Regions from separate parts of the Homo sapiens genome. Here region 1 is linked to region 2. Evidence: chromatin loops called from intact Hi-C (ENCODE). Cell type or tissue: Caco-2. All regions are shown on one strand. Links, peaks and the distances in the headings refer to the core of each region. The heading gives the core; the rest is flanking DNA.

The links. A loop is a pair of places that touch in the nucleus more often than their neighbours do. Peaks named below come from ENCODE experiments on the same cell type or tissue, not always from the same donor. Only the 100,000 strongest peaks of a DNase experiment are listed, where the experiment ranks them.
Region 1: a loop joins it to region 2, with 6 times the contacts of the local background. A loop is called at or near these places in 14 of 110 quality-filtered maps.

Annotation. Positions count from the first base shown.
Region 1 is chr11:113,990,610-114,005,300 of GRCh38, forward strand. It overlaps LOC124902760 (a long non-coding RNA gene), which reads right to left. Exons shown (of 2, transcript XR_007062895.1): 2 at 5,352-5,461. Among named protein-coding and RNA genes, the nearest start is that of HTR3A, 23 kb to the left of the region's middle. In Caco-2, for the core only: CTCF peaks have their summits at 564 and 3,939 (motif pointing right); DNase peaks (open chromatin) are centred at 732 and 3,922.
Region 2 is chr11:114,187,393-114,202,534 of GRCh38, forward strand. The region is part of intron 4 of ZBTB16 (zinc finger and BTB domain containing 16); the gene reads left to right. Among named protein-coding and RNA genes, the nearest start is that of NNMT, 100 kb to the right of the region's middle. In Caco-2, for the core only: no CTCF peak of the experiment used is centred there; a DNase peak (open chromatin) is centred at 9,119.

The DNA.
Region 1 (14,691 bases), core at 1-8,000, 200 kb before region 2:
TCCCAACACTTTGGGAGGTCGAGACAGGCAGATCACTGGAGGTCAGGAGTTCGAGACCAGCCTGGCCAACATGGTGAAACCCTCCTCTACAAAAAGAAAGCCAAAAATACAAAAATTAGCCAGGCATGGTGGTGCATGCCTGTAATCCCAGCTGACTGGGAGGCTGAGGCAGGAGAATCATTTGAAGCTGGGAGGCAGAGGTTGCAGTGAGCTGAGATCATACCACTGCACTCCATCCTATGTGACAGAGCTAGATTCTGTTAAAAAAAAAAAAAAAAAAAGAAGAAGAGATTGGTGCCTCTAGGCCCAGGAAACTGGGAGATGACAAATAGGTTGAAAAGCATTTGCACAGGAAGGATAAACACCAACTTCATGATATTAGGGATCTGGAAAAGGAGTGGAGGATGAGACTAAGGAGGGGTATACAGGGATTCTCAGTTATATTAGTTTTTTAATTTAAATTAAATGGTGGGTTTGCAGTTATGTAAGTTACTCTTTGTACTTTAAGTAGCTGTTATAAGAAGAAACACTAGGAGGTGGGATTTAAGGTATGAGGGTCAGGACCAAGAACACTTAGCAATGGAGAGAAAAGAGGGGGAATCTCGGCTTTGCAACCCCTTGGAAAGATGCTGGAAGGGTCCACACAGCCCTGTTACCTGGGCTCATGATCTTTTAGTGAAGGTGGGAGCAAGCTCTCTCCCTGCAAGTGGATACTGCAACGGAATGGAGATGAGAGCTTCAGCACCACGGCCAGCACCAGCTGGTTTGGTGTTTGGTCATTGAATACTGTCTAACTGGCCGGTTGCTCCTAAGATGAACTAGGAATGAAGTTTCATCTGATACTTCCACTCCAGACATATGTGCTTTTGATTCTAGTTATCAGGGATTCATTAGAAATTTTATATTTATTTTTGCTTTGTTGATGGATAGAGATTAGGGTCTCCCAGCAAAAAGCAAAAGATTGTGAGGCTGGGGATTGGCCCTCACAATCGTTGTCTCCTGCTGAGCAGAGATTGGGCTAAAGATGGGGAGTGTTCATCACTTCTTTCTTGGGATGTCCCCTGGCCCCCATCTGTTGGAGCCTGGTCTGAGAACCAAAAGCTGCCCCATTCCACTAGGACTTGCTTGGACTAGCCATGCTGTTTGGTGATTCTCATGTCTCAGGCCAGAGGGATAGGAAGGTGAACATTCTGGCACTGTCAATGCATCACTGGTCAGTAAACGGGTGGCTACTGGCAAAGTGTCCAACCAGAGAGCTAGTAAGACACTAATCATCCTATTGATTCTCCATCTTTCTCTCCCCACCCTTCACCCACAGTCAATGGGGTGACAGAGCCCAGCATCGAGGCAGCCAATTAATCACCTTGAGAATGAGCCACCACATGTAACATCTTCTGCTCCAGTAGCTACATCCAATCAGCTCATAGATCTGGCATGTGGGCTGTGTTGCCCAGGTATGAGAAACTGAGGCCCAGGGCCAGAGACCCCCGCAGTGCACTAACTCCTGATCATCAGTACAAATCTTGGTCTTCTCCCAAGGAGACTTTTGCTCCATCGAGGGTATGAGAACATCCAGAATTTCCCTCCCACCTGTTATACCTCCTGGAAGCTGCTTCCTCCCCTCCTCTTGACACTTTAGCCAGTTGCCTCTCATTCTGTCCTAGCAGAGAGGAGACCAGAAACACTCATGTCTTTATAAGTGCTTCCGGGAAGCTTGCCAAGTCTCTTGCCCATCTCCGCTTCTCTCCTGCAGCCTTCTCTATTCACCAACAAGTACACTCAGTTCTCATTTCCTTTTCCCATTTACCCCGTTTCTCAGTGATGTTATTTCTACTAAAAAGATTCCATCAAAGGTGCTGAAAGTGCCCAGCCTGAACCCTTCTGTGAGTTTGTGACTGGCACTGCTTCAAAGCCATGGAGTCTGTCTCCTGCCATCCTGGAAAGGAGGCTGCCTTTCCTCTGGACGTTGGCAACCTGGCCTCAAGGATCTCAAGGGCACCTCCCAGGAGTGGACACTCAGTGGTTTTCTGAATAGCTCAGGCAGACTGGCTGCACTCAGAGGCCAGGATATGGGCATAGGGGAGATTCCCTTCAGAGAACACGAGGCAGAAAAGTTGCCTGGTTGGGTGAAGGAGGGGGAGGAAGAGCTTGCAGAGAGGTGCAGTTCAGCATTCACCAGCCAGATCCTCTTCCCTCCCCCACCTCCCCCCAGCTTCTGAATCAATACATTTTGAATCTAATCTAATAACAGAGATTTAATGAGGGGATAATGCATGTGGAGCCGCCAGGCGCTTTGTCTCTTCTTTCATGCAGCAGCTGGGGCCCATTATCTGGGGACAATGCCCCGTGCTAATCACTCCCTCTCTCTCCTCCCTCCCAAATGTTTGGGGAGGGGAGGTGAGCGAAAGAGGGCAGCTCCTCCCTTGATTGGAGGGAAGTGGAAGGGTGGAGGGGGGAGGATGAAGTCGAGAAGGTTCTGGATGGTTCCCACACAATAGTCTTGACCTGACGCCAACTCACTGGTCTTCTTCCCGGGCCACACTGTGCACCCTGATCAGTGAGAGGTTGGGGGAGCCCTACCAGTGCATACAAACAGCAGATAATTAATTATCAGCTGCAGTATCAGCTCTGGAAGTTGGGTATTTTTTTTTCTTTTTTCTAACTTGGTCCTCTATAATTTAAGCTATCCCATTGAGGCCTGTGATTGGCCAGCCCTGACTGTCATGGTTAGAGAATTAAACCCTGGTTTTAGAGACCAAGAATATCCCTCTCTGAAACAGAAGCCTGATCTATATTCTCTTTCTACTATCTGGAGGCATGGAGTTTAGACTGTAGGAAGAACTTTCTGATAATGCTATTACTAACATGAATTAGATCGGGAGTGGAAAGGGAAGGATTGGAATCTCATTTCCTAGAAGACTTTAAAAAGAGACCTTTATCTGTTGAGGTTGGGAAGGGGCAGATCAGGAAGAAGAGAAGATCTGCCTTGATTTCCTATCAGAGGTCCAGTTGGGAGGGCTCCCAGAGCTGGCACACCCAAAGCCTGACCACTCCTATTCATTTTTTGAAACATACTTATTGAGGACAGTGAAAGAGTGCCGTGTGAACAGGGAGATTCAAAACTTGAAATCTGGCCCCAACACAGGCTAGCTCTGAAACCCTGGACAAGCACTTAGCTGCCCTGTACTTCAATCTTCTCACCTGTAAAATGGGAATCATATTAGTACATGGCTCATAGGTGTGGTGGGGACCGTGCTCCCAATATGGAGCAAAAGTCCAGGAAATCATGAGGCTGTGGTGGGGAGACGGCTAGAGGCGTATCGGCCCTTCTCGGATGGCTCACATCTCATTCTGAATGGGTGAGAACTGCTCATAGGGCACTGTGGAGGAGAAGCCTTTCTCCTTCATGTCCCCATTTTACAAATGAGCGAGTGAGATGAACTGGTCACTCAGCATAAGCCCAGAGGGGGATGAAGCTCCTGTCCCTATCAGGCTGAATCCAGACCTCTGTGTCCAACACTTTCCTGACTCTTTTCTCCCATTACCACCTTCCCTCCTTTGCCTCTGCACACTCAGAGCTTCTTTGCACACGGTTCCTCCCTAAAACCACACCTTTGAGTTCCTGCTCTGGGAAAGCCTATGGGATACTGGCAAACTTTTCTGTGCTCCTCCTATGCAACACCACCTGCTGTGTCCCTGTATCTGCAAAGAGAGCTAAACTCTTGGCAGACAGACACATCATGAGTATGACAGCTGGGACTAGGGGAGCCTGGAAATTCACCACCATGAGCCTGGGAGAACTCCAACCCCCCCCTCCCAACCCCCGTCCCACTTCAGATGGAAAGAAGTATCCATCCTAAAGACCCCAGTGAGATGTCAATCTTTGGCCGGGGCGGCCACAACCCTGCCTTCTAAGTGGTTTCCACAAGGTGGCAGCAAAGTCCAGAAGTTCTATGGAGGGGCCTTTAGGAACTATTTTGTTGCCCCCTTCCGTCCCCCAGCCTCAAAATAAAACCCTCATCCCTCTCCAGGGGCCTTTGAAGCCCCCTTCCTTCAAGGCCAATACTTTCCTTTGGGCCATCATTAAGGACTGTGCTCCAGAGTGCTTTGGAGTGCTTTTACTCTATTCTGATGCTCTGGCAGAGGCCAGCCCCCAGTCCCCACCCCATCACACACCTGTGCCCATGCAGATCCCCCAGCAACTCAGCCTCCTACTTATGTGCTCACACCTGGACCTCACCTTCAGCTACACGTGTAGTTAGTTGCTCCAGCTATTTCCCTTTCTGCTGTTGCAATGAAGATATTGATGCCTGATGGCAAAGAAGGCCATTTTACCCCAAACCCACGTATACAGAGGCTACAGACTCTCTGCCTTTCTCTTCTGCCCATGTCTCTAAAGCCCCAACTCCAGCTCATCTCACACTGGCTTTGAGGTGCTCCTCAATGGTCCTAGGAAATGAGGGGCAAGAGTGAGGTGCTGCCCGGAGCAGGAGCTGGGGGAGGACGAGGTCCGTGGTTAGATGGGGAGGACGCGACCCTGGGAGATGTTCACTCATCAAAGGGCTCCAGGGCAAGGACTGGAGAGAGGAAGTTGGTTCTAGGTAGGGTTTTCGTGACATGATTGCCTCACCCATCCCATGGCAGGTGCTGTTGCTCCTGCTAGCTGTGTGGACTAGTTTCCTGTTGCTGCCGTAACAAGTCACCAATGTGAAACACAAATTTGTTATCATACAGTTCTGGTGGTCAGAAGTCCAACACATGGATCCACAGGGCTGTGTTCCTTCTGGGAAATCTAGGAGAGAATCTGTTTCCTTGCCTTTCCCGGATTCCAGATGCAAGACACCTGCACCTGTATTCCTCAGTTCGCAGTCCCTTTCTTCAGCTTCAAAGCCAGGAGCTCAGTACCTTTGACTCCTCTCTCTCTCTCTCTCTCTCTCTGTGTGTGTGTGTGTGTGTGTGTGTGTGTGTATCTCATCTCTGCTTCTCTGCTTTGCTTTGTCACATCTCCTTCTCTGACTCTCCTAACTCCATCTTTCCTTTATAAAAACCTTTGTGGTTATAAAGGGCCCATCTAGATAATTTAAAATAATCTCCTCATCTCAAGATTCCTAAATTAATTACACTACAAAGTCCCTTTCATCTTGCACCTTAACATAATCACATGTTCTGGGGATTGGGAAGTGGGCATCTTTGGGGGCCCATCATTCTGTCTACTATCCTGAGACCTTAGGCACTTTGCTTTACTTCCCTGTTTCCTCACCTGTAAAGGTGACATCATAAAAGCACTGCCTTATGGATTGCTGTGAAGAATAAAGGAGCTGATACAGGTAAAGGGTCTGGCACAAAGTAAATGGTTGACAAATTTCAACTATGGTTTTATTATTGTTCGTATGTATAAATCTAGAAGCTTCCTGCACAACAAAGTTGAGGTATGGTTCATCACAGACCCGTTGAATTAATACTGTAAAGGAAATAATACTTTTTATCAGGCATTTGTGTAAAATGGCAACTTTGTGGTGATGAATATTGAGTTCCTTTACAACTTTGTTTTTTTAGACAGAGTCTTGCTCTGTCACCCACGCTGGGGTGCAGTGGCACAGTCTTGGCTCACTGCAACCTCTGCCTCTGGGTTCAAGCAATTCTCCTGTCTCATCCTCCTGAGTAACTGGGATTATATTTATTTAATCTCATGCACCATGCGATGGCAATGAAGGTTTACCCAAAACCCATGTATACACAGGCTATGGAGGACTCTCTGCTTTTCTCTTCTGCCCATGTCTCTAAAGCCCCAAATCCAGCCCATCCCACACTGGCTCTGAGGTGCTCCTCAATGGTCCTAGGAAATGAGGGGCAAGAGTGAGGTGCTGCCCAGAGCAGGAGCTAGGGGAGGGCAAGGGTCCTCCCCCAGCCAGGTCCACACCTGGCTCATTTTTGTATTTTTAGTAGAGATAGGGTTTTGCCATGTTGGCCTGGCTAATCTCAAACTCCTGGCCTCAAGTGATCTGCCCACCTCGGCCTCCCAAAGCGCTGGGATTACAGGCGTGAGCCACTGTGCCCAGCCCCTTTATAACTTTAGAAGAAGAGAATAGAAAAGCAGAGTCATGGAGGTAATGATTCCAGGACACCAGACTGGCAGGAGACAGATGGTCAGGCCAAAGACGACCTCTGTCTTTTCCCTACCTCCTCCTACTCCCAGGATCTGCTCATCTTCCTGGGAAGATGAGGGGTTTAGATGGTGGTAAGCACTTTTTTTGAGCAGAGTCTTGCTCTGTCGCCCAGGCTGGAGTGCAGGGGCATGATCTCTGCTCACTCCAACCTCTGCCTCCTGGATTCAGGCAATTCTTGTGCCTCAGCCTCCCAAGTAGCTGGGACTACAGGTTTGTGCCACCACTCACAGCTAATTTTTTTTTTTTTTTGGTAGAGATGGGGTCTCACTATGATGGCCTGGCTGGTCTCAAACTCCTGACCTGCCTCAGCCTCCCAAAGTGCTGGGATTTCAGGCGTGAGCCACTGCTCCCAGCCCAGATGGTGGTAAGGACTTCTTGAAGCAAGAGGTGTTAAACACAGAATGGGTGTAGAATTATTCACTCAGAAGCCTTTAACAGAGACACCCACCCCTTCCAAGCCTCTCCTGTAGAGGCAGGAGATGGACAGGATGACCTCTAGAGACCTTCTGAGCTTCAGGTCCAGGAAATCCTGCCTTTCCATCTGCGTGACACCTAATCAAGGGCTCAGGCTCCAGCTCTGTGCACTCCATCCTTTCTTCTTGGTCAACCCTTCCACCCCCCCTGCCCTTTTCCCCCAAGGGCTCGTTTTTCTGGTTCTTACTAATGAAACTCAAATCCATATGGGCTTGTCTTTGGGCTTAAAATTCCCATGAGGTGTTCACTCCTAAAAGTCCCCTGAAGGTGAGCAGAGCATTTCTCCTCCTACTTTGTCCTCAGCCACGATGTGCTCTCTCAATGCCCTCTCCTACGTCTGTACTCTCCCAACAACTGTAATCCATGTGTTTATTGTTGGGTGATTTGTTTAGCATTTATCTGGCTCCCAGCCTGTAAGTCTTGGAGGCAAATATTTCACACCCTCTTTTCCACTCACACATCCCTTGACACACAGCTCACGCTTTGTATTTAGTGAGCATGGCAATGAATGAATGGACTGGGGCTGGGAACAGGGACATGGACCATGCAGAAGGAAGACCATATCTAAAACCCTTCTCTGGGCTACTCTTCAGCTCTCACCATCACTGCTGGTTTGAGTAGGGAGAAAAGAGTGGAGGCAGCTGAGAGTGAATCTTCTCTGAGACCCCTGAAGAAAATGAATCGGTGGCTCACGCCTGTAATCCCAGCACTTTGGGAGGCTGAAGTGGGTGGATCGCTTGAGTCCAGGAGTTTGAGACCAGCCTGGGCAACATAGTGAGACCCCGTCTCTACAAAAAATAAAAAAGTAGCTAGGCTCATCCCTCTAGTCCCAGTCCCTCAGGAGGCTGAGGCGGGAGGATGGATTGAGCCTAGCAGGTCGAGGCTGCAGTAAGCTGTGATCGTGCCACTGCACTCCAGCCTGGGCAACAGAACAAGTCCCTGTCTGAAATAAAGAAAAGAAAAGAAAACGAATCCTTTTCCCCCGGAAGTTCCACATTGTGCTCTAGTGGGTTTGGGGCTGTGTCTTCCAAAACCATGATCCCCTGTGGCAAGGACTTGACTGGATTTTACCCAGTGCCATATCGAGTCCTGCACGGTATGCTGGGCATAGGACAGAGGCTCAATCTTTGTAGAATTAATGAAGTGGGTGCTAGCGCAGGTTCTCTTGAAGTCCATTTCCTGTCAGGATGACCATAAAAGTTATCATCCAAACCGGAGAGTTTCTGTCCTGGAAAAAGAAGTGCATTGACAATTGCACATAGACGACGCCCTCAGGTGGGGCTGCCCCAGGCACGCAGGGCATACGGTGACGCTACCTCTCAGGTTCTCCCCTTCTTCCTCAGCTGAGACCAGAGCCCCAGCTGAGACCAGAGACCCAGCTGGTTGGGCTGTGAGCTTCTGATTCCCAGGGATTCTCTGACCTGCCCCCTAGAGTCAAGAGAACTCCGGCTAGGGGAGGAGGGGAGAGGTCTCAGCAAGGCCCTTTGTCCACTGTGGGGTCATGGCTTTTCTCCTGAGGTTCGCCTCAGGTCAGAAGAATTTCCTGTGGGGTCACAGGTCAAATGCCACATGTCCTCAACAGAGCTAGGAGGAGATCTAGCCCTGCCTCTGCCCTCCCCTCCCCCAGGAAGAAGGATGGGCTGATTCTGGAGCAGGAAGCAGCCGCTGAGAGGGTCAGGAGCCCTGGCCTGCAGGCGGGGAGGGGCTCTGAGGGAATCCCCTCTCCCTCCCCGTCACCCCACCACCCCCCACCGTCAGAAGGACAGGGTTCTGGTCACTCCCTCCACCCTTACCCAGAAGGCATCCTTGTACGTGGGGTGGGTGGAGGGGCGCTGCTGGCAAAGGGGACATGCTCCGTGGGGTGGAAAGTTGGCTCTATGGAGCTGAGTTGACAAGGGATCCCCAGATAAGCCATTGCCTTGAAAGTCTATTTTTCAATAATAATCCCATTTGTAGAGGAGAAACCCATATACTTCCCTGCAGAGTAAAGAGAATGCGCAATTGCTTTTGCTAAAGGGGGAAATAGATTTGGGTCTCTTCAGAGCTTCCTGAAAGCTCCCTGGGGGTTCCCAGAGTTTGAGGGTGAAACAGAAATCCCTCTAGGGCCAGGCCATATCTAAGCAGCAGCCCCTCTAAGGGGCCCGATGTCAGAGAGATGGTGGCAAACGGGGTAAGAAGCCCTGCGCCAAAGGTCTACTATGATGTATGCTGGGATGTGGGATCAGCATCACCATCTCCCGCTTGTGTCTGGGGCCCCAGCTTTACAGCATTGCTGTGTCAGGTTGCAGAGGTTGTGTACTGCACAGGCCTGGGTGCACCATTTACATAGACTCTGATGTGAATGGGCCCCTGGAGTTGTACCACTTAGGAAGCTCTCATCACATGGCTTTACACATGCTAGTTTCTCTGCCTAGAATGTCATTCTGGTAAGTTCCTACTCAACCTACAAGACCCAACTCAGAGTTCATCTCCTCCACGGAGTCTTCATGTCTTCCTCTTTGGCTCATGTATCATGCCCACACAGACTTCTGTTCTGTGACTTACTACACAGTGTTCCAATGATTTTTTTTTTTTTTTTTTTTTGAGACGGAATCTCATTCTGTCGTCCAGGCTGGAGTAGAGTGGTGTGTGATCTCAGATCACTGCAACCTCCACCTCGCGGGTTCAAGTGATTCTTCTGCCTCAGCTTCCCAAGTAGCTGGGACTACAGGCATGCACCACCATGCCTGGCTAATTTTTGTATTTTTAGTAGAGATGGGGTTTCACCATGTTGGCCAGGCTGGTCTCGAACTCCTGACCTCAAGTGATCCACCCACCTCGGCCTCCCAGAGTGCTGGGATTACAGGCGTGAGCCACTGCGCTCGGCCCCAGTGATCTATTTAAGTGTTTGTCTTCCCCACTCTTCTCAGAATCTTAACCTCCCCCATGTCCCTGCCTTCCTAGCACAGTGGCTAGAATATGGAGGCACGGAGTGAATAATGATGACTGAGTATTGGAGCTGGAAGGGCCTGTGGGGGATCCCGAACCCTTTTGTTGTACAGAAGAAGAGACTGCAGCCCAGGCAGGTGAAGTGTCTTTCACTTTTGCAGCAGATGGGAACATGCAGGATAGATTCAGGCAGTGATGAGCCCTCAGTACTGTGGACAGGGCAGTCTTACAGGAATGAGAGTGGTCTCTATTCTGAGAACCCTTGGAAACTGGGACCCAAACCTTCTTTTTAGTAGGTTACTCCCTCCTGTCCTCTTCTCTCTCTCCTCTCATTTCCATTGCTGGGTATTTTAAAGGCTATTTTGACTCTCTCTGTTGTAATAAGAAACTAGCAATTAACTATTATAAGGCTGTTTTACAATCGTGTGGAAGCCCCTTTTATCCACGTTGCTTTAAATGGTTACATCTTTTATCCCTAGTTTTCAGGAATATAAAACTTTACAGCGTTTGCTGCAAACCTTCATACTTTGCTTTGCGGTTTATTGCTCCCTCTGCAGATATATCTTTCACATAAATAAGACTTTCATCTGTACAGTACTGGGCTTCATCATTGCAGCTCCCTGTGATTTCATCAGTGGAACTTGGCCTTGGAGCACAAGGTGATTCACATGGAGCCCCCAGATCCCCTGTCCTCTGATCAGGGCTACAGCAACAACCCTGGGATGAAGGAGGTCATGGACTCCAGAGAGAGGGAGGCATGGTGCAGAGTCCTGGAGGGGGTTCCCCCCATTCACCCTGTGCCTGATCTGAGGTTTGGTTCCCCGGAGACACAGGTCGAGAGTGTCCTGGCTTCTCCCATCTTTGGGTGGAGAAGTCTTCCCTGGAGGTAGCTAGGGAATGGCAGAAATAGGCTTACTCAGAGCTCCCCGAGTCATGCCTGGGCAGAGGATGAACGAAGCTCATGGGCAGCCACTGCTCTGGCCATCTTGAGGTGCCAGTCTGAGGGGCAATCTGAGCAGAGGCACCATCTGGAACAGCCATGGTGGCAGGGAGGACCACACAGACTCCTGGGTTTGAACTGATTTTCTGTTTTACTGAATTTGGAGTGTTTGGATCAAACACAAAAATGGATGAATGAATAGCACCTCATATGGTGGCCATGAGAATGGCCTCCCCTGCACCCCCAACTACAGTGGGTGTAATGGATCAAGGACCCTAGCACTGCTCTGAAATCCATGGCAGCCCATGGCTGCTTTTGTGCCAAGGCCATGCTGCTCCTAGCCAGTGACTGAGCAGGACAGGGATGCTAAGGGAGGCCTATTCCTGGGAGACAGGGGACTCCTCTGAGGGCTGACAGGCTGGAGGACTCCCCAGTGGCCTTGCCAAAGCTTCCTTATGCTGCCTGGCAGTCTGGGAAGATCCTGCCCAAGCTTCCTTCCCTCCCTCCTTCACTCACGTCAGCACTGCATCGCTGTCTGACAGCTCTCACAGCCTTCCTTGGCTCCCTCCCCATTTCCCTCACAGGCTTTTGCCCTAATAAAATCCTTGCACATTTAATCCCGTCTTGGCATCTGATTCTCAGAGGACCTGGAATAGAGCATCTCTCATTTACATAAAGAGAGGACATTGTATGTATGAGTGTCACTGTTAGAGATTCTGTGTCTCCATATTGTTTGTGTAGATAGTTGTTAGGAAGACACAGAGACAGGTAGAAGTGGCGTGTAAATGTTTATTTGCAGTGCTGGAAGCAAAGGTGTATGTACCTCTAGGTATAGACATACGTAGGTGGGTATAAGTCAATAGCTATAAATATACTTTTAAACTTGTCATCCAACACTTGGGAATCAAATGCTAATTAGCTGGTGTTGTTATTATATATGTGGGAAGAGTAATGCATGTGTAGCTATAATAATAATCTAACATATACATCTTTATTTATACACATGATTTTACTTAATCCTCACAACAACTCTGAGAAGTTCAATTATGATTTCTATTTCACAGTTGAAAAATGGAGGCCAAGAGAGGTATTCCAGTAGCAAGTGGCAGAATCTGGATTCTTCTGCAGATAATTGTATGTATATTAAGCTAAACAATTAATGTGCATGCATAGAGAGGAACAGGTGGGATAGGTGGATAAAGTGTATGTATCTGAACATATGTGGCAGCTATGTGTGGACCAGCAAATAGATTAGGATATATAAACTTCTTCCTACAATCTTGTCTGTAACTCAGGACTGAGGATATGATTGTGTTTGAACCTGAGCTCAGACTGTGTTTGAACCCCAGCTCAGACTGTGTTTGAACCCCCAGTTCTGAAAACTTATTTCACTGCTCAGCAGTGAAAAACCCCATTGCCTCCTCTTATTCATCTCATCACCTGGATTCAAGGAATCCATGAGTTAGCTCTAGCACTTGGCATCGTCAGTAGCAGATAATGATGCATATATCACTTTGTGTTTTGTATAATTGTTCTCACGTCTTGTTTTCAAAACTAAACTGCTCTTGCTAAGATCAATACAGACTTCCTAGTTGTCCAATCCAATGGAAACTTTTCAGTGCTCCCTCTCTGTGACATTAACAGTGTTGAGCACACTCTCCCAAATCTCTTCTCTGTGGCTCCTTTGATGCCACCTTGTTCTGACTTTCTTCTCCTCTATCTGGGCGCCTCCCTCTCAGTCTCCTCTTGGCTGCCCTTTGTCCGTTCTGAGGCAGACACTACTTGTTGCCTACCTAACAGTTTTCTTCCCTTGCTCCTTTCTGATGGAATTCTGATTTTGGCCAAGCATCCCCCTTCCTCTGAGTGGCAATGGAGTTCCTGAGAGTTGAGCCCAGTCCTTGCAATGAATCCTGGTCAGTCTAAACTACCGGTTCTCAAAATGTGGTCCAGAACTAACAGCATCCACCTCAGCTGGGAACTGTTAGAAATTTGAATTCTTGGCCGGGCGCGGTGGCTCATGCCTGTAATCCCAGCACTTTGAGAGGCCGAGGCTGGTGGATCACAAGGTCAGGAGATTGAGACCATCCTGGCTAACACAGTGAAACCCCGTCTCTACTAAAAATACACAAAATTAGCCAGGCGTGGTGGCAGGTGCCTATAGTCCCAGCTACTCGGGAGGCTGAGGCAGGAGGACGGCGTGAACCCAGCAGGTGGAGCTTGTAGTGAGCTGAGATTGCGCCACTGCACTCCAGCCTGGGCGACAGAGCCAGACTCTATCTCCAAAAAAAAAAAAAAAAAAAATTGAATTCTTGAGTCTCTTTTGAGTCCTACTGCATTGAAAGCTCTGGGGGTGGAATCCAGCAACCTGTGTTTTAACCAACCCCAGGCCATTCTGATGCGTATTCAAGTTTGAGAACCACTGGTCCAAGCCAATCATGGTGAGTGAGTGGTCTCGTTCCCCTTTCCAGTAATTGGATTAGGCACGGATATGATAAAATTTTTGCAAATGTGAGATGAGAAGCTTGCTGGAGGAGAAGGTCTCAGAGAGATTTCTTTGCTTCTAGAAGAGACATGAAGAAGAGATGAGCCCTCTTCATCTGATGAACACTGTGGTGCCGACGTGGTGCCTGGGACTGTGGTAGCCAGGTTTGATAGTGAGGAACAGCCTACAGGCAAGCCAGCATGTTGAGAATGGCAGAGCAGAAAGATGGAAAGGGTCTTCTATGGGCCGAATTGAGTGCTCCCAAAAGGAATGTTGACATCCTCACCTCCAGCACCTCAGAATGTGACCTTATTGATATAATAAGTAAGACCATTGCAGATGTAATTAGTTACACTGTCTTACTCGAACAGGGAGGGCCCTGCATGCAGCATGACTGGTGTAACAAGAGGAGAGAGACACTCCAGAAGAGGAGGGCCGTGTGATGGCAAAGGCAGAGGCTGGAGGGGTGCATCCACAAGCCAAGAAATGCCAAGGACTCCTGGTAACGCCAGAAGGTGGAAAAGTCCAGGAAGGATTCTCCTCTGCCAGTTTCAGAGAGAGTGTGGCCCTGATGACACCTTGATTTTGACGTCTAGCTTCCAGAACTGTGAGAATACATTGTGGGTTTAAGCCATCCAGTTTGTGGGACTTTATTATAGCAGCACTGGGACACTAATACCAGGACCTCATGATCTAGAAACTAACCCTACAGACACCCTGGACTGAGACCGCTTGTTATGTGAAATAACTTTCCTTATCATTGAAGCTAGTTGAATAGCAGTATGTTTTTGTTTTTCAATTACTGGCTTGCTACAGTTTTCTGACTGATAACCCTTAGGTCTTCGTGTTCCTCAGGGTCTGCTCTTGGTCTCCTCTCTTCTAACTTTACAGCTGGGGAGACCTCATCCACTCTCACAGCTTCAGATACCACCCAATGGGCTCCTAACCCTCAAATCTGTGTCCCCAACCCAGACTGCACTGTTGAATTACATATCTAGTTTCTATCTAACATCGTCCCCTGGAGATCCCCCTCAAACTCAGCATGTGCGATTTCAATTTGCTATCAACCCCCTCCTACAAGCTGTACTTTCTATGTTTCCTGTTTCAGTGAATGTCACAACTACCGACTTAGGGGTCCCAACAACATACCTGGGTGTCATTCCATCTTTTTTCTCTCATGTCTAGAACATCCACAAGTTCTGGGTTTGTTTTTGGTTGTTTTGTTTTGTTTTGAGACAGAGTCTCACTCTGTTGCCCAGGCTGGAGTGCAGTGGCATGATCTTGGCTCACCATAACCTCTGCCTCCTGGGTTCAAGTGATCCTCCCACCTCAGCCTCCAAAGTAGCTGAGATTACAGGCATGCACCACCACACCTAGCTCATTATTGTATTTTTGTAGAGACAGGGTTTCGCCATTTTGCCCAGGCGCTGGTCTGGAATTCTTGAGATCAAGCGATCTGCCCACTGTGGCCTCCCAAAGTGTTGGTATTACAGGCATGAGCCACTGAGTCCAGCCAAGTTCTGTTGATTCTACCTTTTCTCCCTATTATCTGTTGCATTTATCCTCTCTTTACCATCCACATTTTTCCTGAAAGTCCCCATCATTTTTGCCTGGGATATAGCAATGCCTAACTCTAGCCTTGAACAATTCTCCATGTTACTGACGACTTAAAATGCATCTTTTAATGTTTGGTAGAATTC
Region 2 (15,142 bases), core at 4,665-12,664:
CTCACACCCATCTGATGAAACTGAAACCCTCGTGTGGCCACAGTTGGCTGGTCCTCCCTCTGCGAGAGCTGAGACATTGTCTAAAATCAGCGTGTACGCAGGATGCATTTGAACAATATTAACTCACGATGATAGAGCTTTATTTGATTTCAAAGGGATTGATTTCACCGCACCAAAGTCATCTGATCATTGTGATCAGAGTCGTTGTCATCACATCATCACAGCAGCTCACACTTAACACTCACAGTGAGGCAGGCACTGTTCTCAGTGCTTTATGTCAGGGGTCCCCAACCCTGGGATCATGGACTGGTGTCTGTGGTGGTCTGTTAGGAACCAGGCTGCATGGCAAGAGGCAAGCGGTGGGCAGGCAAGTGAAACTTCATCTGTATTTACTGCTGTTCCTCATTGCTCGTATTACCACCTGAGCTCCTCCTCATGTCAGAGCAGCAGCAGCAGCAGCAGCATTAGATTCTCATAGGAGCACAAATCCTATTGTGAACTGTGCATGCAAGGGATCAAGGTTGCATGCTCCTTATGAGAATCTAATGCCTGATGATCTGTCACTGTCTCTTGTCAACCCCAGATGGGACCATCTAGTTGCAGGAAAACAAGCTCAGGGCTCCCACTAATTCTACATTATGTGAGTTGTATAATTAGTTCATTATATATTATAATGTAATAATAGAAATAAAGTACACAATAAATGTAATGTGCTTAAATCATCCCAGGACCACCCTCCTGTACTCCGCTGTATGTGAAAAGGTTGTCTTCCATAAAACTGGTCCCTGGTGCCTAAAAGGTTGGGGACCACTGCTTTACGTGATCCCATCTGGCCAATCTCTCAGTAACCCTGTAAGGTAAGGTTGGAAGCTACTCTTATGTCATAGATGAGGAAACTGAGGCTGAAAGGAGGGAAAGTGACTTGCTGGAGTTGGTAGTGGGGACAGGCGTGGTAGAGTCTTATAGTTCAGAGCTGAGACTGCATGGGTTTAATCCTGACTCTGCCACTTCCTATTTGTGGGGCCATGGATAAATTATTTAAACTCTCTTAATTTAGATTTCTCATCTGTTAGAAAAGTGGAGTAATATTAGTGTCTACCTCATAGCATTAGGGTTGTTGTGGGGATGAAATAAGGTATTTTATTTGAAGTATTTCATGGAGTGTTTGGCTCATAGTAAGCACTCAATAAATAGTAGTAGGTATATTTAATGTAATAGATATTTATTGAGTTTCTACAAGGTGCTGGCACTGTTTAGGCATTTAAGATGTAGTAATGCATGAGACAGACGACATTGCTGCCTCTCATGGAACTGAGCTTCTAGCTGGGAGACAGAATCAGCAAATAAATATACGATATCATGTCTGCTTATACATATTAAGTGCTACTGGAAAAGGATAAGGAGTAGAGAATAATAGGGAGAAAAGAAATATTGTGGATATTTAGGGAGAAATGTTGTGGATAAAATGGTTAGGGAAGGCCTCTCCAAGAAGGTGGTATCTGGGCAGAGTCTTAAAAAGTGAAGGAGTGAGCCACTCAAAAATTTCTGGGAAGAATGTCTAAGCAAAGGGAGTGAGCATTTGCAGAAGCCCTGAGGCTGGATCAAGCCTGACAAGTTTAAGGACCCACACGCAGAGCAGTGGTGGCCAGAGAGCTGGGAGTGACGTGTAGAGAGTGGTGAGGGATGAGGACAGGATCTGTCAAGTCTCTCAGCCCTGGTAAAAGATTTGGGTTTTACTCTGCATGTGCTGAGTCCTTTGGAGGGTGACAAAATATTTGCAAATCATATATTTGATGAGGAACTTATAGCTAGAAATAGAAAGAGGTCTTATAATTCAAAAAACATAAACAAATAATCAAATTAAATAATGGGCAAAGGTTCTGAACAGACATGTCTCCAAAGATAGACAAATAGCCAATGAGCACATGAAAAAGATGCTCAACTGCATTCACCATCAGAGAGATGCAAATCAAAACCACAGTGAGATACTGCTTCACACCCACTACAATGTGGCTACAATAAAAAATACAGATAGTTACAAGTGTTATCAAAGATGTGGAAAAACCAGAACTCTCATGGGAGTGTAAAATGGTGTAGCCACTTTGGAAAACATTCTGGCAATTCCTCAAGAGGTTAGCTGAGGCAGGCAGATCATGAGGTCAGGAGATCGAGACCATCCTGGCCAACATGGTGAAACCCCGTCTCTACTAAAAAAATAGAAAAATTAGCTGGGCGTGGTGGCATGTGCTTGTAATCTCAGCTACTTGGGAGGCTGAGGCAGGAGAATCACTTGAACCAGGGAGTCGGAAGTTGCAGTGAGCTGAGATTGAGCCACTGCACTCCAGCCTGGCGTCAGAGTGAGACCCCGTCTCAAAAAAAAAAAAAAAAGGTTAAACACAGAATTATCATACGATGCAGCAGTTCTTCTTTTAGGTATACAGCCAAGAGAAGTGAGAATATATGTTCACACAAGAACCTGTACGTGAATGTTTATAGCAGCATTATTCATAATAGCCAAAAAATGGAAACAACCCAATGTCTATCAACTGGTGAATGGATAAACAAAGTGTGGTATATTCATACCATGGTATACTATTTGGCCTTAAAAAGGAATGAAGTACTGATACATACTACAACACAGATGAACTTGAACATGCTCCATGAAAGAAGCCAGATGCAAAATGATTCTGTTCATGTAAAATATCTAGAATAGGCAAATCTATAGAGACAGAAAGTAAATTAGTAGGTGCCAGGGGCTGGGGAAGTTGCGAGGAAATTGAGAGCGACTGCCGATGGAGCTGGAGTTTCTTCATGGAGTGATGAAAATGTTCTAAAATTGATTGTGGTGATGACTGCACAGCTTCGAATACTGAGGCTCCTCGACTTACAATGGGACTGTGTCCTGATAAACCCATCATAAGTAGAAAAGATAATAAACTGAAAATGCATTTAATCCAACTAACCTACTGAACATCATAGCTTAGCCTAGCCTACCTTAAATGTGCTCAGAACACTTACATTAGCCAACAGTTGGGTAAAATCATCTAATATAAAACCTATTTTATAATAAAATTGTTGAAGATCTCATGGAATTTATTATATCCTGTACATGACTTCAAAACTGTGATGGTTTCCCACAATTATAAACTTGAAAAATCCTAAGTCGGGGACCATTCTGTGTATTAGTTGAACTGTACACTTTAAAAGACATGAATTTTATATTAAATGGTATGTGTATTAGGTCTCTGAAAAGCGGCATGGGTGTGTACATGTATATAAATGAGCTCTGCCAGTGTCAGTAAGAGTCACTGGCATCACTCATGCCACCTCTCTCTCATACACACACACACACACACACACACACACATATATATACACACATGTGTATACATACACACACAAACAGAGTGACGTGCCATGTATTAAGCCGTTCTTGCATTGCTGTAAAGAAATGCATGAGACTGGGTAATTTACAAAGAGGTTTAATTGGCTCACAGTTCTGCAGGCTTTCCAGGAAGCATGATGCTGGCATCTGCTCAGGCTCTGGGGAGGCCTCAGGAAGCTTACAATCATGGTGGAAGGCAAAGGGGGTGCAGGCATGTCACGTGGCCAGAGCAGGAGCTAGAGAGAGAGAGTTGGGTGAGGGAGAAGCAGCTGCACACTTTTAAATGACCAGTTATCTAAGAGAACTCACTCATTGTCATGAGAATAGCACCAAGAGGTTGGTGCTAAACCATTCAGGAGAAATCCACCCCCATGATCCAATCACCTCCCACCAGGCCTCACCTCCAGCATTGGGGATTACAGTTCAACATGAGATTTGGACAGGACAAATATCCAAACTATATTACACCATATAATAATAACATTTTGGTCAACAATGGATTGCATATATGACAGTGGTCTCATAAGATTATAATACCGTATTTTTACTGTGCCTTTTCTACATTTAGATGTGTTTAGATATGTAAATACTTACCACTGTGTTATAATTGCCTGCAGTGTTTAGTACAGTAGCATGCTGTAAAGGTTTGAAGTCTAGGAACAATTGGCTGTCCCATATAGCCTAGGTGTGTAGAAGGCCGTACCATCTAGGCTTATGTAAGTGTGCTCTAGGATGTAGCCTAGAAGCTACCCACTAGGAAGTGGAGAGCTGGAACTTGACCCAACTCACGTGCTCTTTCCACGACTCCCCAGCTGCCTGCACATTGACTGAGTGTTGTCCGTGGGCTAAAAGGCTCAGGATCATTTAGCTCACTGCCTTGTCATGGGCAGGGCTCTTTTGGCTCGCTGTGCCCTATTTAAGACAAAATTGTCTAATGAAACATTTCTCAGAACATATCCTTATCACTAAGTGACATTTGACTATACACACATGCATGCACGCACATATACACACACACGCATACGTAGCTTTACTGAGATATAATACATATACACACACAGATGTGCATTTATAGGGAAGGGGGAAAAGTAGTCCATTGGAGGGTTTTGACTGGGAGAATGACATGACTTGATTTATGTGTTTAAAAGATTATTCTGGCTCTTGTGTTGCGGACTGACCATAGAGAGTGTTGTCATGTAACAAACCACTCCAATAGTAGCTTAAAACAATAAAGTGTTATTGTCTCTGACAGTTCTTTGGATAACTGGGCTCAGCTGGGTGGTTTTCACTTGGGGTCTCATGTGGTTTCCATCAGGTAATGGCTGGAGCTGGTGTCATCTGAAGACTCGACTGGGCTGGATGTCCAAGATGGCTCCTTCACTCAATTATCTGAGTCTCAGTGTTCCTTTGCATGGCTTCTCTCTTCAGCAGAGTAACCTGGACTTGCTGTGTGACAGCTCAGGTTTCCAGGAGTCAGGACACAGGAACTGCCAGCCCTCTTAAAAGCTAGGCTGGAAGTACACAGCATTACTTCTACCATATTTCATCAATCAGATAGTCACAGGTCAGCCCCAGATAGAAGGCGGTGGAAGGCTGGACTCTCCTTCTCAGTAGGGAAGTGACAGAAACCTATAGGGAAGGAGGAATTGATGGCAGTCATCTTTGGAAACAAGCTACCACAGGGGACTAAAGTGGAAGAAGGAAGAACACCAGTCAGCTGCTGTTAAGATTATTGTCATCAGTATTTCAGCGTTCTTGTCCTTGCCTTTTCTGAGTGGAAAACATGCCTCCTGACTGGCATCTTGAGCTTTGGTCTGGAGGGGCCTTGCCCTGTCATGATGGGAGGGGAGCTTTACAGGTGAGCTGTCATTCCAGTCAGCATCTCCCTAGCTCAGTTATAGAGAAAGTGACCTGGCTAGGTTATTTTGCCCAGGGTTCCAGAGGTGGTTGTCATGAAAGCAAGGGGAGAACCGGGTCTCCCAGGGTCCCAGCCATTTTCTTATTGCTAGACCGCATGTAACTGAGAATCCCACTCTGAGAGTTCTAATCTGGGGGAATGAGCTGTGAGCCAGCTTTGCCAAGCAGCTTAATTCTGTCCATCCAGATTAAATTTGCAGCAGCAGGGAGCCAGCTGCCCTCTCAGCCAGGGGCAGGGGAGTAAGCTGAGTCCCCGAGGGATGAGCAGCTGTGGAGGCTGTTCCTAGGCGGACCCCAGACATATGGAGCACCCCCTGTGTGCCTGGCACCTGCTGGGGATATGATGGTGACCAACTCAGGCACATGCCCTGTTCTTGAAATAAGCTGAAGGTCTGAATGTGGTGGTCTGGGCCTTTTGTTTTTTCCCCAGAGATCTTGTGGATGGGGCTCCTCAGCTGGAGGAGGGAGAGGTCAGCTACCGAGTGCCCCCTGCTGATGTTGAGGTAAAATGTGGCTTGCTCAATAGGCCACATGTGGTGTGCTCAATAAAGATTGAGTAAACTGAGCTCTTGAAAGGATGGGGAATGGAGAAAATGAATCCAAATTAGGGGTGAGAGACCAAGGTGGATGCTTTGAGAAGGGCTCCCTGCCAGCCTTAGTGTGAGCTGTGGGCGAGCTCCCCCAGCAGGGAAGAGCCACTTCCTTGTGTGGGGCAGGTGTCGTGCTCAGTGCCGAGGGGAGATACAACAGCAGTTTTACCCTCAGGATAGGGCTGGCAAAGAGGGGTCCTGTGTGACCATGGTGACTCTTTCCGACATGTGGCAGAGCTCATTCATCACTCACAGCGCTACTTCCTGCTGAACTCAGGTGGATTTTTAGTTCCCCTAATAATCAATGAGAGAATACAGTCTGAAATCTATTTGCCCTCTCTGTTCCAGGAAAGGGGTCCCAGGAGGAAGGGAGTTGCCTGATGACAGGGAGCGCTGAAAATGTCACTAAAGCTATTGGAGTGGGAAAAGCCAGGTGGGAGACCAGGTACCGTTGGGAAGCCAACGGGAGAGTAGGTAGGGAAGAGCTCTGAAAAAGAGAAGGAATGGAGACCCTGGGACAGTAAAAATACTGCCAGTGCCACTTGATATTTTTGCTACCTTAGTTTATAAAACAATTTCCTTGATTACACCCATTTAACAGATGAGACCATGGAGGCCTAGACACTACCCACTAGGAAGTAGAGAACTGGAACTTGACCCAACTCCAACTCAAGTGTTCTTTCTACTACTCCCTGGCTGCCTCCGCACTGACTGAGTGTTGTCCAGTAGTCTGTAGGCTGATTGGTTCCGGGTGATCCTGTTTAGAGGTCATTGAGTTCATGGCCCTGCCTGGGAAGAGCTCTTTTGGAACCCTGTGCTCCATTGCACTAAGAAGCCGCAACACCCTGATGTGTACATCCTCCTCCTGGAGTAGGATACAGTTTGCCTGAATCAGATCAGTTTCATATCCAAGGCTGCCATGTGGGAGTTCATGGAGCTCACGTGTGGCTTTGCATAGGGCAGGTGGTTATGGTGTTGTACAGGTATTCTTGAAACTGGAAAATGAATTTAATGGAAACTATTTCCAATTCCAGCCTATCCAAGAGAATGGCATGTTCACATCTCACCCTTTTGACCCTATTTGACCTGGATTTCTGTCCTGGTGTGTGTGACCCCTCCTTGCCCCCTGCCCTCAAGATCTTGACGGGCTCAAGCTGGTGTTCTAGGAGGCCACGCTTATGGTTGGGCTGGGCTCAGGCTTTGTTGTCACATTCAGTTTTCTGTTTTGGTACAACGAAGGCTTTGAGGAGATAAACAGAGATCATTTTACACCTTTTATATTATGACAAATACATATTGCAAAACACTGCTGCTTCCAAAATGTTTGGGTTGCAGAGCAGTGAGGAATTAACAGCTAGGCAGTTCCCGAGATGCTTGTACTTCATTTACACATCAGAATTTTTTTTACACTGTTCAGTAAAATAAAAGTGAGAAAACACACATACGTGCACGTGCACACCCCCATGCACACCCAGTGCACCACCTGGCTTCTATATCAGGAATGTCTTAAATTAGTAAGTAGTTCTTTAAGTCCAGATAAACTGATAAATACCATTAATGGCTTAATTTATTCTCTGGGTTTGAAATTTGACACACGGACACTATCTTGGCTCAGGAAACACAAGTGGTTTTGTGCCAGAGGTTTTAATGACCGATCAGTAATATAAATTGCTGCATCACTGAGCAGAAATAGCTTCTCCATGTCATTTGATCTGGAAACTTCTCTGGCCAGGCAGCAGTTAATAAATTTAAAAATAATTACCCTCTTTATTCAAAGTCAAACTAATTAGGAGTGGGTTTTACAAATCATAATGTTGTTCAAGCCACTGTACATCCCCATTTGGGACTTGAACAGGCCTGGGGGCAACAGACAGGATCCGGTGGTGTTAATTAGAGGGCAGCGAGATAACTTGGCTGCTGAGCTCCAGGGTAGGAGGCCGGGCAGTCTTCAGCATGCCCTCGGGAGAAAATGGGAGGTCTGAGCAAAGAGGCCATGAGGGTGACCTGTAGGAACCTTCAACTCTTTCAGTCCATCTGTAGGGGACCCAGAGCAGCCACCTATTGGTAATGTGAACATGGGGGAGTTGGGGCCAGGGCTGGTCTGTGTGGGCCTGGCCAGAGAGACTGAGGGAGTCAGGGAGCAGGAAAGGGGGATGGGCAAATGACTGCCTGGGGACAAGAGACCTGCCTGAAGGCAGGGAAGTGGATGGGATGATCTCTAGAGGACATTACTTCCTAGGAAAGTTTGAGCCCTAACAGAGTGGTGCAGGTTTGTCATGCAGATTGCAGGGAAGAGGAACCCCATGAAGCCTAAAGTCAGAGTGTCAAGTGCAGGGTATTTGGTGCACAGTGACCCAGAACTTGGGATCTGGTGTCAGACTATCTAGATTCCAATTCCAGCCCCATCACAGATTGGATAATCTCAATATAGGCCTCGCATGGAGTAAGTGCTCAGGAAATGGAGGTGCCAGTTTCTCTCATCGCATCATCCTGGTCTTCCTCAGAGGCTTCTGAGAACATGGATTTCCCCCACTGGATAGGTTGACGGGGCCAAGTCAGTGAGGATGGTGTTGGAGGAATAGGAACAGTATACACCTGCTTTGCAAGGCCATGGTGAGGTCTTCCAGGATCCCTGACTATGTCCTCCGGCCAAGAGGACATTTGCAATGTGCCCACTGAGTTAACAGCCACTGGGGCCCTCTCAGTGCAGTTGAAAGAAGTGAGGGCAGATTGAAGCTCCACACTTTGAGCAATCTCAGGGAGCAGATTTGGTAGATCTTAAGGCCCTGAGGTCTGGAATGCCCAAAGCTTCCCAAAGGAACCATTCCCTGTTGGTGTCTAAACAGGTGATGTGTAAACCCAGGCCAGACAGGCCGCAAAACTGGAATCGAGACTAAGCAGGTGTACCAGCCTCCAGGAGCACCAGGCCTGTGCCCTTCCACGTCTTAAGAGGAGGCTTCAGTGACTGGTGCCCTCAAAGGCTCAGGAATTTTGGGTTCCTGGTAGGGTCCTGAACCATGTCTGCTATCACCAGGAACCTGGGTATTCCCTATCTCTTGACTTCTTCAAATAGAACCTTCCACCTCATCCTACCTTTTCGCCAGTAAGAAAAAAGAGGCAAGGTCATTCCTAGGTTTAGAAGTTCTGAGGCTGGGAAGCTTAAGGGCACCCTCTGCAGGCCCAGGGTACTAGGTTGAACTAGACCCTAGACTTACCCTGGAGGAATTCAGCTCTCTCCTCCAGCCCTCAACCTGCCCTGCAAGGTCTGCCAGGTTAGTGACTCAAGTTTGCTGTGAGAGTAGCCTGTGTAGCTGGCTTATCCTGTAGTTCCTTCATTTCCTCATTCTCTGAGTTTTTAAGTACCTACTGTATGCTAGGTGCTTTGTGGACTTAATACATAATAGTGAACAGAAATTGGGCCCTGCCTTCCTGAAGGTTACGGTGTTATGAAGGAAATGAGCATGTAGGTTGAACTTGCCTTAGGTACAGATAATTCAATAGCTGTACTCTTTTGGATACTTTTGAGTTATTATTTTTATTAAGTCTTCACTATAGTCCAAAAATATAGACCTTTTTTCCTCCCTAATCTTTGCCAGAGAAAACTGAGTCCCAGAAAGGTTAAGGAAGACCAATCTGGGGCAGGACTTGAATGTGTGCCTTGGGCTTCTGTACCCCAGAGCCCACATTTTAGCATTGTCTTCCCTCCCTGTGGGGGCCTGGGCATCAGCTCTCATGTGCGGATCAATGGATCAAAGCCCCTATTTGAAAAAGGGGGTCAGTTAAGAACACACAATCCAAACTAGAATTAGGGCCCACGAGTTCAGCCCAAGGTTCTCTCCACTGTGACTACAAAATAAGTACTTTCTTTTACTGGCCTAGAAAAGGTTGCTTAGTTTCCACATTACTGCGTCACAGGGGAAGCCACTCAACCAGATGCAAATGTTGAGATGCTGGTTCTCATCCACTGTGTTGTCGGCTGCAAGAGTCTTGCAGTCCAGAAACGGCATACCTCTGGCGGCTGAGGGTCCATGCTGTGGACTCTGCCCTTCCCTTCTAGCAGGGAGTGGGCATTGGAGGGAACCCCACCCAAAGGGTCCTCTTCGTTTCAGTGTGAAGGAGTCTAGGAGGCATATACTCTGTCTTCCCCCCACTCTCTGTTTCTCTCTCTTTGTCTCTCTCTCTCTCTTTGCACTGTGTGGCCTCCCCCTTTGGAGGTGCAGAACTGTCTCTCCAACCTTGGTGTTGGCTGCCTGCTTGCACTGGCCCCTCTCTCCTGATATGTTAATAATATTTGGAGGAAGCTTCAGAGACAGTCCCTGGCTCTGAACTTCAGAGTAGAAAATGAAGTCCTTGTTTGGAGAATTTTCTGTAGTGGGTGATCATGGTGGGGGCAGGGGGTGGGGTGGGAGTAGCAGGCAAGACAGAGGATTTATTTTATTTTAATTATTATTTTTGAGACAGAGTCTCGCTCTGTCGCCCAGGCTGGAGTGCAGAAGGCAGAGGATTTAAAAGGGTGAGCAGCAACGCTCCTTCCCTCAGGATAGCTGCTGGCCTTGCCCCCTCCTGCCCTGAGCTTGGCACGAGGGACAGTGCTGGGCACCAAGGAGTCCTGTAATGATAGGAAAACTGGCAACTGTTCTAGTTCCTGCTCTCAAGAACAGCCTCCCAGTGGCTGGTCCCAGAGGAGCTGGGAGGGGGCCAGATGATGACAAATAACTTAATCTACCTAAACTTTACATGAAAAAAAAAAAAAATCCAAACGAACCTCAAACCTCTGTCCAAGGTGGAGGGTATCGGGGAGGACAGGACAGTGAGTCATCAGAGGGACAGGCAGACTCCATGTGGTTTGCTGTGACCTCCCCATTGAAAACATAATAGCATTTGACTTTTATAAATATCAGAGGTGATTTGTATAGCATTTCACATTCTGTGCCAAGGAATTTAACATGAGAAAGCTCAGGCTGAAGAACGGCCGCGGAACGTCATAGGCACTTTGGGAGGAGGGTCATGTGCTGCTGTTTGTACAGTCAGTGCCCCAGCATAGATTTACTCTTGACCTAATTTCATGCTGTTACTATAAAGGCATGTTTGATGCCTAATATAGAGTTTTATTTTCCAAGCACAGGGGCTCTCGGCTGTGCTGGAGCTGCTTGCTGTAGAGTAGGGAGGAACAACCCAGCCGTCTCCTGCTGGCCCAGACCAGCTATTCTTTCTCTCCATTGTTCACCCTAGTGGCTCCCAGGGCCCCTCTGGCCACCTTCTGGAGGGGCCCCCGATACTCTTTTTTAAATTAATAAATTTCATTTTTTTAAGAGCAGCTTTAGGTTATAGCAAAATGGAATGGAGAGTATAGAGTTCCCACTGTACCCCCGTCCTCACACGCAAGTGCACAGCCTCCCCCACCATCAACATCCCACGCCACATGGGTGGTACATTTGTTACAATTGGTGAGTCTACGCTGGCACATCATTGTCACCCAGGGCCCACAGTTCACATGAGGGTTCACTCCTGGTGGTGTACAGTCTGTGGATTTGGACAGACATGTAAGGACACGCATTCACCATTTTTGTATCATACAGAATAGCCGCTTCACTGCCCTGAAAGTCCTTTGTGCTCTGCCCTTTCATCACCCCAGCACATTTTATATGAAGCATCACTGCCCTGGACAGTGATTTGAGGGGATCAGTGGTGTTTGGCTCTTTTGGGATTGGAGAAGGAGAATTTAAGCAAGGCAGGTTTGGATTAGAAAGGGCTGAAGCTCATTTCCTCCACAGACATCTTGAGTGTTTCTCGATGCCAGACATGGATGCTGGGTCCTGGGATAGGGATTTTGGACATGTATGCTGGGACCTGGGACCGGGATGCCAGACACGGATGCTGGGCCCCGGGACGGGGATGCCGGACATGGATGCCGGGCCCCGGGACGGGGATGACGGACATGGATGCCGCTGGGCCCAGGGACGGGGATGCCGGACATGGATGCCGCTGGGCCCAGGGACGGGGATGCCGGACATGGATGCCGCTGGGCCCCGGGATGGGGATGCCGGACATGGATGCCGCTGGGCCCCGGGACGGGGCTGCTGGACATGGATGCCGCTGGGCCCCGGGACGGGGATGCTGGACATGGATGCTGGGCCCCGGGATGGGGATGCCAGCCATGGATGCCGCTGGGCAGTGGGCAGGACACAGACCTTGCCCTTCCCCGGCCTCCCACCCTAGTGGAAATGTGATTGCAGATTACCATTGGGGATGTGGAGGCAGCATGGTGTTTGGAAGCAATAATGAATTAGGAGAAGGAGAACTAGGTTCTTATCCTGGCTCTGCTATGGACTTGCTTCATATGGGACAAATGGCTTCGTTTCCTTGCTTCTCTCAAAGGTAGTGTGTAGGAATTGGGCAAGAAAAGTACTGTTTGGGGGGTTCTGTGGTTCCAAGGACAGCCTAAGATTCTGATCTTGCATTGATGGTCTGTATTTTTCTCAACCTTAGTTTTTCACATTTGTAAACTACGATTAATAATCATAATGGTTGCTGTAAGAACTACATAAAACCATACATGTGGGGCCGGGCACGGTGGCTCACACCTGTAATCCCAGCACTTTGGGAGGCCGAGGTGGGCGGATCATGAGGTCAGGAGATCAAGACCATCCTGGCTAACATGGTGAAACCCTGTCTCTACTAAAAATACAAAAAATTAGCCGGGCTTGGTGGCGGGCACCTGTAGTCCCAGCTACTTGGGAGGCTGAGGCAGGAGAATGGTGTGAACCCGGGAGGCGGAGCTTGCAGTGAGAAGAGATCACGCCACTGCACTCCAGCCTGGGGGACAGAGCGAGACTCCGTCTCAAAAAAAAAAAAAGAAAAAAAGAAAAAAAAAATCATACATGTGAAGCCCTGAGCCCTGGGAAGGAGGACTGATGTATGCATAAGTGGTAGCTGCTTGCTACTGTTATTTTTAGAGGCCTGCAGTTTCTGTCCCTCACCAGTAGACAAGAATTCCTCCACTTTATTTAGTAGCTTATTCAGTAACAGTGTATTAAATACCTACTGTGTCTGAAGAAGGGATTAAAGATGAAGATCTTTTGCCTCTTAAAAACTGTTCTAGAAATTGGAGGGGAAGGATAGAGTCTGATCTTTGAGGACTATTATTCAGAACGTGGTCTGTGCCCAGCACTGTGGCTTTTTATGTATGGTCCAATATAGTCATCAGGACACCACTAAGGGGGGCTTCACTGTCTGCATCACTGATGAGGAATCACAGGCCCAGAGAGGCTTAAATAATATGACTCATCCAGTGGCAGGACTGGGATTCCAGGTTGGTGTTTTCTTGGGGTGATCTGGCAGGACTCACCGTCCTCACTGGTCTGAGTTGCCCCTTCACTCTCAGAATTGTCCCCACATCCGAGTCCTGAATAATCAACCTCAGTTCTTGATCTCAGGTTTCCACTCGTCTCCCCTCGTGCCCATGCTCAGCCCCTCAAGCTTCTCCTTTATCCCTCTCTCTCCCACTGTCCACTCCTGTGTTTCCTCTCTGACTTCTCACCCTTCTCCTTAGTGACGCCATGGCTGCCTGATGACAGAAAGGAGTTAATAAAAACCAATGTGTAACTGAAACTTGAAAGGCCATAAATTGCCTTGTTTTTTCTAGGATGTTGGTAGCATTTTGATTTAATAGTTGGACAAACACAAGGGCCTATTTTATTCAGAGTTTACAGGCCTCAAGGCTGTTATTCCTCCAAAGTTAATAGCATTGAAATTGCAGGGTTTGCTATAATTTGCCTATCGCTTTCTGCTCCACCATTGATGTTTACTGTCAGCGGGATGGAATCTCAATCCGACTCACTTAGATAACATGTCTGTTAAACATTTAGATAATTGTACCATCATTAACTTGTCACATTATTTTAGAGATTCAAAACAGAGGCAGGGTAAGTAGAGGTACCCAAAGGGAGTGGAGGTGGGAGGAGGGGGAGGAGGAGGAGGAGGAAGAGACAACCTCTTCTGAGTTAGACAGCCAGGAGAGGAGAAAGTTCATTGCACACCTTGGCATCTCATTGGAGGTGTCTAAGTTAAGGAGGTACGTGCCACCAAGCCGGGCCCAGGGTTGCTCCCTGAGGAATCCGGGGACCAGTGTCTCAACCACCGACCGCCGTGGCAGTAGGGCCTGTTATCAGCAGGCCCCTGAGACAGTGTGGCAAATGCTCAGAAACCCTTGGCGTTTCATCCCCGACTTTGGCCTTTATGTACCAAAGTTTCTAAGCTTTCCTTAGGGATGCTGATTGCAACACTATTTGTAATTGCAAAGCAATGAGAATGACCTAAATATCCAAAAGTAAGGAATCTGTCAATGATGGTATGGAAAGATGTCCATGATGTTTTGCATGATAAAAGCTGATTAGAGAAATCAGGTTATATAGTGTGGTCCCATTTCATATAAAATACTAAAGCCACCCTATAAGACTCTGTAATGCTCTATACCTGTTAACAATGATTATCTTTAGAAGTGGGATTATAGGGCAAAGGTGTTCTACTTTCTGCTTTATCTATTTTTGAGTAATAATAATGATGATTTACAAGCACATATCACTTACATAATTTTAAAAATTAAAGTCACTTTATAAATAAGAAAAATATCACCTTCAAGTCTCATTCTGTGTATGGAAGGAGGACTTCTAAAAAGAAAAGGCTGCAAGTACAAATAAATGAGTTTTGGGAGCGCTCATGGACATCAGTATCTCAGCCACACTGGCAGGTGCCTCAGTTTCCCACTGTTAGAACAGATAAATGCCAGATGGAGAATGCAGCACAGGGGAATGGGCCTGTGCCAGCACTCAGAGGTCAGGGCTGCTGTCTTGTTCACTATGGGCCTGACGGAGGAAGTGAGTAAGAAGAGAGCTTTTTCTTACACCGACATAAGGACTGAGGTCACACCTGGAGGGGGTGACAGAGGCCACAAATAAGAATGAGCTCAGCTGGAAGTGGGAGTGACTCCCCATATGGGAGACTTGGGGATCAATTAAATATCAACAGTAGTGGGGCACTGAGCTTGGAATACAAAACTGCCCTCGAGAAATAACGGGGTGTTTGCTCCCTGTTCCCATGGTACCACGAGGTCACAGAGGTGACTACAGTGCTGTCCATCTGGCTTTGGACACTGTTATCTCCTGCATTCCCAGGGCCTTCTGTGTGACCTGGGCGAGAGAACTGTCACTATTGCCTCTCTCCAATCTGTGTGTGCCCCAGTGACACAGGC